Linked DNA regions of Homo sapiens: region 1 is linked to region 2. Evidence: chromatin contacts called from ENCODE Hi-C or POLR2A ChIA-PET data. All regions are on one chromosome and are shown on one strand. Each heading gives the region's core, a stretch centred on a gene start or an enhancer-like site at or near the end of the contact. The rest is flanking DNA. Distances are from core to core; before and after follow the strand shown. Region 1 overlaps ANKRD33B (ankyrin repeat domain 33B). Region 2 holds the start of TENT4A (terminal nucleotidyltransferase 4A).

What was found. Hi-C counts contacts between places; a loop is a spot of excess contacts on that map. ChIA-PET counts read pairs that join two places held with the same protein, here RNA polymerase II (POLR2A). Pooled maps may share reads with other maps.
Region 1: a pooled map shows a loop between it and region 2 (3-fold over the local background). The contact joins the enhancer-like site here to the promoter of TENT4A in region 2. A Hi-C loop is called at or near these places in 1 of 168 maps with a recorded cell type or tissue (OCI-LY7) and 2 of 50 pooled maps. POLR2A ChIA-PET finds 5 or more read pairs at or near these places in 1 of 52 experiments (OCI-LY7).

The regions. Positions count from the first base shown.
Region 1 is chr5:10,599,148-10,603,249 of GRCh38, reverse strand. The region is part of intron 1 of ANKRD33B (ankyrin repeat domain 33B); the gene reads right to left. Among named protein-coding and RNA genes, the nearest start is that of ANKRD33B, 37 kb to the right of the region's middle. RefSeq lists enhancers at 1,928-2,057, 2,278-2,357. Within about 2 kb of position 1,734, at least 21 of the 41 ENCODE cell types and tissues checked have a DNase peak (open chromatin) inside an H3K27ac peak, as active enhancers do; they include OCI-LY7, where a contact is called at or near this core.
Region 2 is chr5:6,711,767-6,715,514 of GRCh38, reverse strand. It overlaps TENT4A (terminal nucleotidyltransferase 4A), which reads right to left and starts at 2,083. Exons shown (of 13, transcript NM_006999.6): 1 at 816-2,083. The coding sequence starts at 1,531. RefSeq lists silencers at 715-1,104, 1,475-1,544, 1,845-2,214, 2,325-2,764 and an enhancer at 2,935-2,994.

The DNA of each region.
Region 1 (4,102 bases), core at 485-2,984, 3.9 Mb before region 2:
AATTCTGATGAAGCTTCCCAGTCTCCTGCTTAACTACACAAGTGGATTCACGGGCTGTGAGAAAACTGTACAGAAGACAGAAAGCTGCCTCCCATCCTTTTCTAGAAAGAGTTGGGAGAATATAAATAGACCATCAGGCCGGGCACGGTGGCTCACACCTATAAACCCAGATCCTTGGGAGGCTGAGACGGGAGGATGGCTTGAGCTCAGAAGCTCGAGACCAGCCTGGGCAACATGGCAAAACCGCGTCTCTACAAAAATATACAAAAAGTAGCTGGGTGTGGTGGTGCACACCTGTAGTCCTAGCTACTCTAGAGGCTGAGGCAGGAGGATTGCTTGAGTTTGGGAGGTCAAGTCTGCAGTGAGCTGTGATCATGCCACTGCACTCCAACCTGGGTGACAGACTGAAACACTGTCTCAAAAAAAAAAAAAAATGACAAGCAATCAATGGAAAGCAAATTGGACCTTCAGGATCTATAGACTATGATCAGCTTTATAAGTTCCTTGCAAAATGCTGCATACAATTTCATGAAAGGAATCTACATTGTCCACTCGTTTCAGACTCAAAGACTTGAAACCCTTTTTGAATGTTTTACCTACTCTGCCAAAGCGGTTCCCACTCCGGAGGCTCCCAGCCAGCTGCTCTGAGGCAGGCTCTCAGACGACAGCATGTTCTATTCATGAGAAATAAAATTCTCCAACTATTTTCAAGGCAATGTTTTCACAAATATTGGGCCTGTCATGCACAAATACTGGTCCACCTCACAAAAAGTGTGGCCTAATTTAGTACAACCCAAACCAATGGATGCAGAATTAACAACCTGGCTAATGATTGAGCCAAACGACCTATTTACTGTTTTCTGCCAGGCGCAGGTTTGACTTTGGCCACTCATAGTGCAGTCCCAGGACCAGCGGCATCAGCGTCCCCTGGGAGCGTGTTAGAAATGCAGATCCTCAGGCCTCAGCCCAGGCTCCTGGCTGGGAGCCTGCAATTACTTTTGTCTACAGGACCTAAAGTGTGAGCATGCTCCGCTGACGCCCTGGGTGAGGCCCCGGGATGGACAGTGGTGGTGTTATCTCTACACCCAGGCACCGAGGTTGCTCAGTCACCCCTTCGGGGACACAGGACACAGAGCTCAGCTTGTGTTCTTGTTCATTTTTACTTGATTGGCTTTCTTTCAGTGGGGCAACGCACCCACCTTCTTGTCTTGCCCAGTCTCTGCTATATATAAATCCAAATAAATTCTTACCTAGTCCTGGCCTGGATGCCTACAGCACTCCCTCACATGCCCCCTAACTGGTCTTGTTCTCATGTGCACCAGCTCCTGGGTGCTCTACCAAGAGTCATCCCTGGCCCCATGGGGGGAAATGGCAGCCCCCTGTCATAGGCTGGGGTGGAGTGGTCAAAGGAGAAGGGCAGATCTCGAGATATTGTGGCTTGTACTTTGTCTTACAGATTTAGGAATATATAGGTGTCGTCACACTTAAAATGTGTGTGACTAAACCAGCACATCCACGGAGAGCATGCCCCGCAGGGAGGAGGGCTGCACCGCTTTCAGCTGGCTGTCGTCATCACCCATGAGCATTTATTCACCATCAGCAGGCTTACTGGTCCCTGGCTGTGTGTTCAAAATACAAAGATTGCTGAAATGCGACTCCCTCCCCTCAGGACATTCAGTCTGGGGAAGGAGGCAGAGAAGTAAACAATGAGAATGCCAGGCTCGGCCCAGAGGATGGTGGGAGCACAGATGACTGGCAACTTGCCCAGGCTGGGAGGAGTTGGCACCCAGCCAGGTTGAGCCTCGTTAGCCAAGCAATGGTGGGAGGTCCGCAGCGCCAGGGATGGTGGAGGGACCGTGTCCCAGGCGGGAGGCAAGCATGTGCAAAGGCGTGGAGCTGACGAGTGGGGAATTCTGGGTCATGACGGGCTTCCACGAGGGCTGAGGAGGCTGAAGTGCATCCAAAGTTGGTGGAGAACCACGCAGGGTCTTAGAAAGCAGCGTGATCAGATTTTCCTGCTAACTATCTGGCTCTCAGGTGGGAGCTGGTGTGGGAGGAGACAGCCTTGCCACATTTTCTTCTATTTTCAAAATATTCTTTAAATATATGCCCCCCAACCCTATTCTTTTTAAACTGAGTTGGCAACTCATTTGTGATTTAAGGTGTAACTGAAACTGACATCTGTCTGTCTGACTCATAGCTGTCAGGGCGGTGGCTTCCACATGACATTCTGGGCTTTGGGATGTCTGTTCTGCAGGTGTTCATTAATGTCTTCTAACTTGATTTTTTTTTAATGTACAAAATTTAAATTATAACCTTTTCCAAATGTGAAAGGGCTCGATATCGTTAGTCACAGGGAAATGCAAATTAAACCCACAATGAGATACCGCCATACACCCACCAGAATGGTTAAAATTAAAAAGACTGACAATACCAAATGTTGGCAAGGGTGTGGAACTCTCATGTTCCCAGCAGGTGGGAGTGTAAAATGGAAGAACCACACTGGGAAACTGGCAGTTTCTATTAAAGTTTAACACATGTCTACCTTATGAGCCAGCAACTCCATTCACGGATACTCTCTCAAAATAAATTAAAGTCTATATCCACATGAAGATGTATACAAGAATGTTCAGGACAGCTTTATCCATAATATCCCAAAATTGCAAACAACCCAAATATTCATCAAGAGACTAGATAAGCAAAGTCTGCTATAATCAAACTTGGGAATACTACTGAGCAACAAAAGAAGAACAAAATCCTGATACACACAGCAATGCCAGTGGATCTCATGCATATTACATTGAACAAAATATGCCAGACACCAAAAAGTGCACGCTGCTGGATTCTATTTAATGAAATCCAAGGACAGGCAAGATTAATACTGTATATGGTAATAAAAAATTGTGAAGGGGGTTATTAGAAAATGGCACAAGAGAACTTCCTGGGGTAATGGAATCATATCTTAATCTGAGTGACATTTACATGTGCATATTCATTTGTGAAAATTCACTGAACTACACCCTTAAGAGTTGTGCATTTCACTGTATGTAAATTATCTCTCAATGAAGTAATGATAGCAGAAAAAGCAACTTTGCCTATGCAGACATACAAATGCTGAATAAGCCTGTGAAAAAATGCTCAACATCATTAGTCACTGAGTCATGAGAAATGCTCATCTAAACCACAATAAGAAATCACTTCACCCCTATCAGGATGGCTACCATTTAAAACACACCTATATAAAAAAATAACAAGTGTTTGTTTGGTAAGGATGTGAAGAAACAAACCCTTGTGCATTGCTGGTCAGAGTCTAATGTGGTGCAGCCACTGTGGAAAATAGCTTGGTTGTTCCTCAGAAAGCTAAACATAGAATTGCCACATGATCCAGTAATTCCACTCCTAGGTATATGCCCAAATGAGTTTAAAGCAGAGGTTGAAACAAAGATTTGTACACTCATGTTCCTAACAGCATTATTCACAGTAGTGAAAACATGGAATACCCAAATGTCCATCAACAGATAAATGGACAGGCAAAATGTGGTATATACATATGATGGAATATTATTCAACCTTTAAAAAAAGGAAATTCTGATACATTTTATAATATAGATGAACACTGAGCATATCATGCTAAGTGATATTACCCATATACAAAAAGACAAATATTGTATGATTCTATTTATGCAAATATGTAGGATAGGCAAATTCATAAAGGCAGAAAATAGGTTAGAGGTTATCAGGGGCTGAGGGGAAGAGGGTAGGAGGAGGAAGAGGGACTGGGGGGAGAGGGATGATAAAAACATTTTGGAAATAGTGATAATGTTTGCACAACATTGCAAATGCCACTGAACTGTACACTGGTTACAATGGTTAAAATGAACAATTTTATGTTATATATATTTCACCACAATTTTAAAAATTAATAATGGAATATGCCCCAAACTATCAAGTTGTATACTTTAATGGATGAATTGTCAATAAAGTTGTTAACTATGGAAAGAAAAAAAAAAGCAACCTAGTGGTACACACAACATGGCTAAATCTCAAAACCATTATGTTGAGTGAAAGAATCCAGGCACCAGAGCGCACACTGTGTGATTCC
Region 2 (3,748 bases), core at 834-3,333:
TCCAGACGCTCAGAAAAGCCCAAAATGGCAAAGGGGCTGCGTCAACAGCATCACACCTGAACAGCCTCACCTGGGACAATTCCAACCCCGAAACACACACCACCTTTCGTTTCATTCCTTGCCGTCTGTAAGTGCACTAAATTTAAGTAGAGCCTCTAATTCCCTCTAGGCGGATGTAGAAATATTTAAAATAAAAATGGCACCTTCCAAAGAATAGACATATATGACAAATCTGGTTTTTTCTTTGAATTAAGCCAATGTTTATAAACCATAGGCGATGCTTATGGTAATTGCAGCACAAAATTAAAGGACACAACACCCCCCAAAAAATGAATCACCTCTAAGTTGACAGTTAAATTTTTTTAAAAAATGAAATTAAAAAGGTTAATATTTACCTTCGACGTGATTCGAGTTCCTGGCAATGCTAAATTATTCTGCAACTTAACTTACGTGAAACTCCACACTTATCTACGCCCCACTTTGACAAGGGGTTCCTCACTTGCCCGGAGGCGGGGTGGAGGGGTAGAGAGTCGATTTCCCGTTCCAATCTCAAGAGTAAAAAAGACAAATACCTGCAGGTCCTACCCAGCAGCCCCTTTTCTTGGACTGTTACTTGTAGGATCTGGGCAAGTCACTCCACGATAAATGAGTCTGATGTTTAAAAAAAAAACTTTCAGTGCAGAGTCGGGCCTTGGCCTTAGCCTTCAACATCCATCCTCCAAAAGCCCGGGCGCCTGGGACGGGTGTCTGCACCGCGGGCGCCGGCCAGGACCATGGGCCCCGCCCCCGCCCCCGCGGCCTCCCCGCGCACTCACCCCTGGATGCCCGGGCTGTACGCGCGGCTCTTCCACGGGGTGCCGGGCCGCGGCGCCTGGGCCCCGGGGCCGCCCCCTCCGCTGAGAGCGGCCGCGCGGCTGCCGGACAGCAGGTAGTTGAGGCCGTAGGTGCTGGCCTTGTTCTCGCGTTTCCGGCGACCCGGGTGGAACTGGTGCTGCGACGGGGAGCCGGCGGGCGCGGGGCCGCGCGGCCCGGGGTGCCCGTTGGCTGTGCCAGGGGCGCTGGGCGCGCCGTCGGCGAAGTTGAAGAAGGCGCCGCCGCGGCCGCCGCCCGGCCGGCCCAGCGAGGCGCTGCTGGAGGACGACGACGAGCAGCCGGGGCTCTCGGTGCCCGACTCCGCGTTGGACGAGGAGGACGACGACGAGGACGACAGCGACGGCGACTTGTGCAAGCGCCGCGCGCCCTCGGCCGCGGGCCCCAGCGCCGTCAGCAGCGCGGGGGGCAGCGCGGCGGGCGCGGTGGGGCCGGGCGGCGGGGGCGACGCGGCGGGCAGCGCGGGGCCCAGGCCGCCACTGCCCCGCCCGGCCGCCCCCGCCGCGGCCGCCGTGTCCAGCGCCGGCGAGTTGAGGCAGAAATAGGACGCGAAGCCCGAGCCGCCGCGGCCCACGCCCTGCGAGGTCTCCCAGATCTGCATCCACAGGGCATTGGCCGGCCCCTTCTGCTCGGGCTGGATCCAGGCCACGCGCGGATCCATCCACGCGCCGCCCCCGCGGGGCCCGCGCGCCCGCCCGCCCCGACGCGGCCCCGCCCCCGCCGCGCCCCGAGGCCCGGCCGCGCGCGCACGGACGGACGGACGGGCCTGGGCCGGTGGCGGCGGCGGCGGCGGCGGCGGCGGGCGGGCCGAGCCCCGGCCTCCTGCTCTAGCCGCGCTCCCGTCGGGCTCCGGCGTGGGGCGGCGGCGGCGGTGATGGGCCCCGGCAGGCCGCGGCGGGCGGCTCCGGCGCTTGGCGCGTCCCAGCGGGCGGCTGCGGTCTCCGGGCTCCCGCTTCACGCGGCGCGGGGCGGGCGCGGGGGCCGCGGCGGCGGCGGCGTTCCACTCGGGCCGCGGGGAGAGGCCATCGGAGAAGGGCGGGCGGCGGGGCCGAGGGGGCGGGCCCAGGCGCCGAGCGGCTGAAGGACCCGCGGGAGGCGCCGCCGCCCGTGCGGCTAGCCCTCAGTCACGCTCGCGCCGCTGGCTCGGCGCTCCTGCGGCGGCGGCGGCGGCGGCGGTGAAAAGACACTCTCGGCGGCGACAGCGCGGGGGAAGGAGGGGGCCGCCGCCGCGTCCGCTCCAATGAGGGGCGGGGGAGGGGGCGGGGACGGGGGCGGCAGGAGGAAGCGCGGCCTCGGTCGCCGGGCCGTGTCGCCGGTGCGCACGCGCGACCGATTTCAAATCCTCACTAGACACTGCCGCCGTGGTTACCGCGCCTGCGCGTTGGGGCCCCGTCGGCCGCGGGCGGGGTGAGGACGGCGTCAGAAGCTACGCGACTGGGAGGGGCTGGAGGGAGAGGCGGTGGCGTTGAGCCATTACTGACTAGGCCGGCGTTGGGTGGAATAGGCAGCGGCTGGAAGGCCCGCACGCCGCCCTCGGCCCGCCGCGGCGCGCAGACCCCGGCGTGCAGACATGCGCGCTAGGGCCGGTGTCACCGGGCTGCCGCCTGAGCCGCGCTGCGCGTGCGCAGGGCAGCGTGGCCGTCACCGCCGCCGGTGGAAGTTTCCGAGCAGCCGGGCGGGGGCAGCGGACGCCACCGCAGGCGCTTCCCCCGCCGGCCGGCCCTCCCTCCTGACGTAAGGGCGGGCCCCGGTCGCAGATCCCGCCCCAGGTCTCTCATCCGAGGGTCCGTGCAGCAGGTCACGCTGCGCTCTCTGGGGTCCGCGCGTCGGCCCACGTGCTCCCTGCACCTCGCGGGGTGAGCGGCCAGCGTGCCGTGCCGGGTGGCTGGCTCCGCCGCTCCGGAGCCGGGAAGGACACGCGGCAGAGTCCTGCTCCCTAGCGGGTCTGCTTACAGGCGTTTGGTTTGCTTTTTAAAATGATTTTCTATGCGAAAAGTGAAGTGAAAACTTCCAAGTTAATTCCCTGGGCAAAATGGGCAGTGCTAGCCGAGGAACGGCTGGTGGGCGGCGCGTCCGGCCCCCGGCTTCGGTTTTTCCAGCTGCACCGAGCGGGCAGGAGTCAGTGGGAAACCGCCCGCCATCCACAGCCTGCCGTTTGCCATCCCGGTGTCCCGAGCGCGATGGAAGCCGGGTTGACAGTGGCACTGTTTGGAATACAGCGCCAACCACACATCCTGTGAGGTCCAAAGCAAACGCCAGTGTCGTTGATCATCGCGGTGCCCCGCGAGCCTGGGCGACGTGAGGCCCCGCGGCTGCCGCCCTGTCTTCAGGCGGAGTCCCCGCAAATGCACTCCCGGGCCAGGGCCCTGAAGCTGCCTTAGCCCAGTGGCGCCCGGGCTCCAAGCCTTTTAAGTAGAACGGGACCTGGCCTTCGTACAGGCGTGTTGTAAATGCTACCCCCTCGTCTCCAGCACAGATGAGTAGACATTACTAAGCACTTGACCCTTCAAACATCGCCCCAACAGGAAAGGTCCGTGTGTTGCATACAAAGGCTTTGGGGCAAGTGGTGGTGGTTAGTAATGAAAATGAATGTTTCAGACGTTTTCAAATACCTTCATATTGTACACGTGGAAATCATGACCAAGGATTAGAACGTGCATTCAGTAAACTACAGAAAATCACACACAAGTCAAACGGCCGTTATTCTGGAGCTGTTTGCTTCCAATGGCTCAGTCCAAAATCCTTGGTCATGCCTGGCTCCTCTCTCTGTCCACAATGAACACATCCTCTTGGCTCCACTGCCCGAAACAACCAGAACCCAACTGCTACCCCTCCTCCTCCCTCCACCCCTCTTTCCCCGCCACCCGTCCATTTTAAA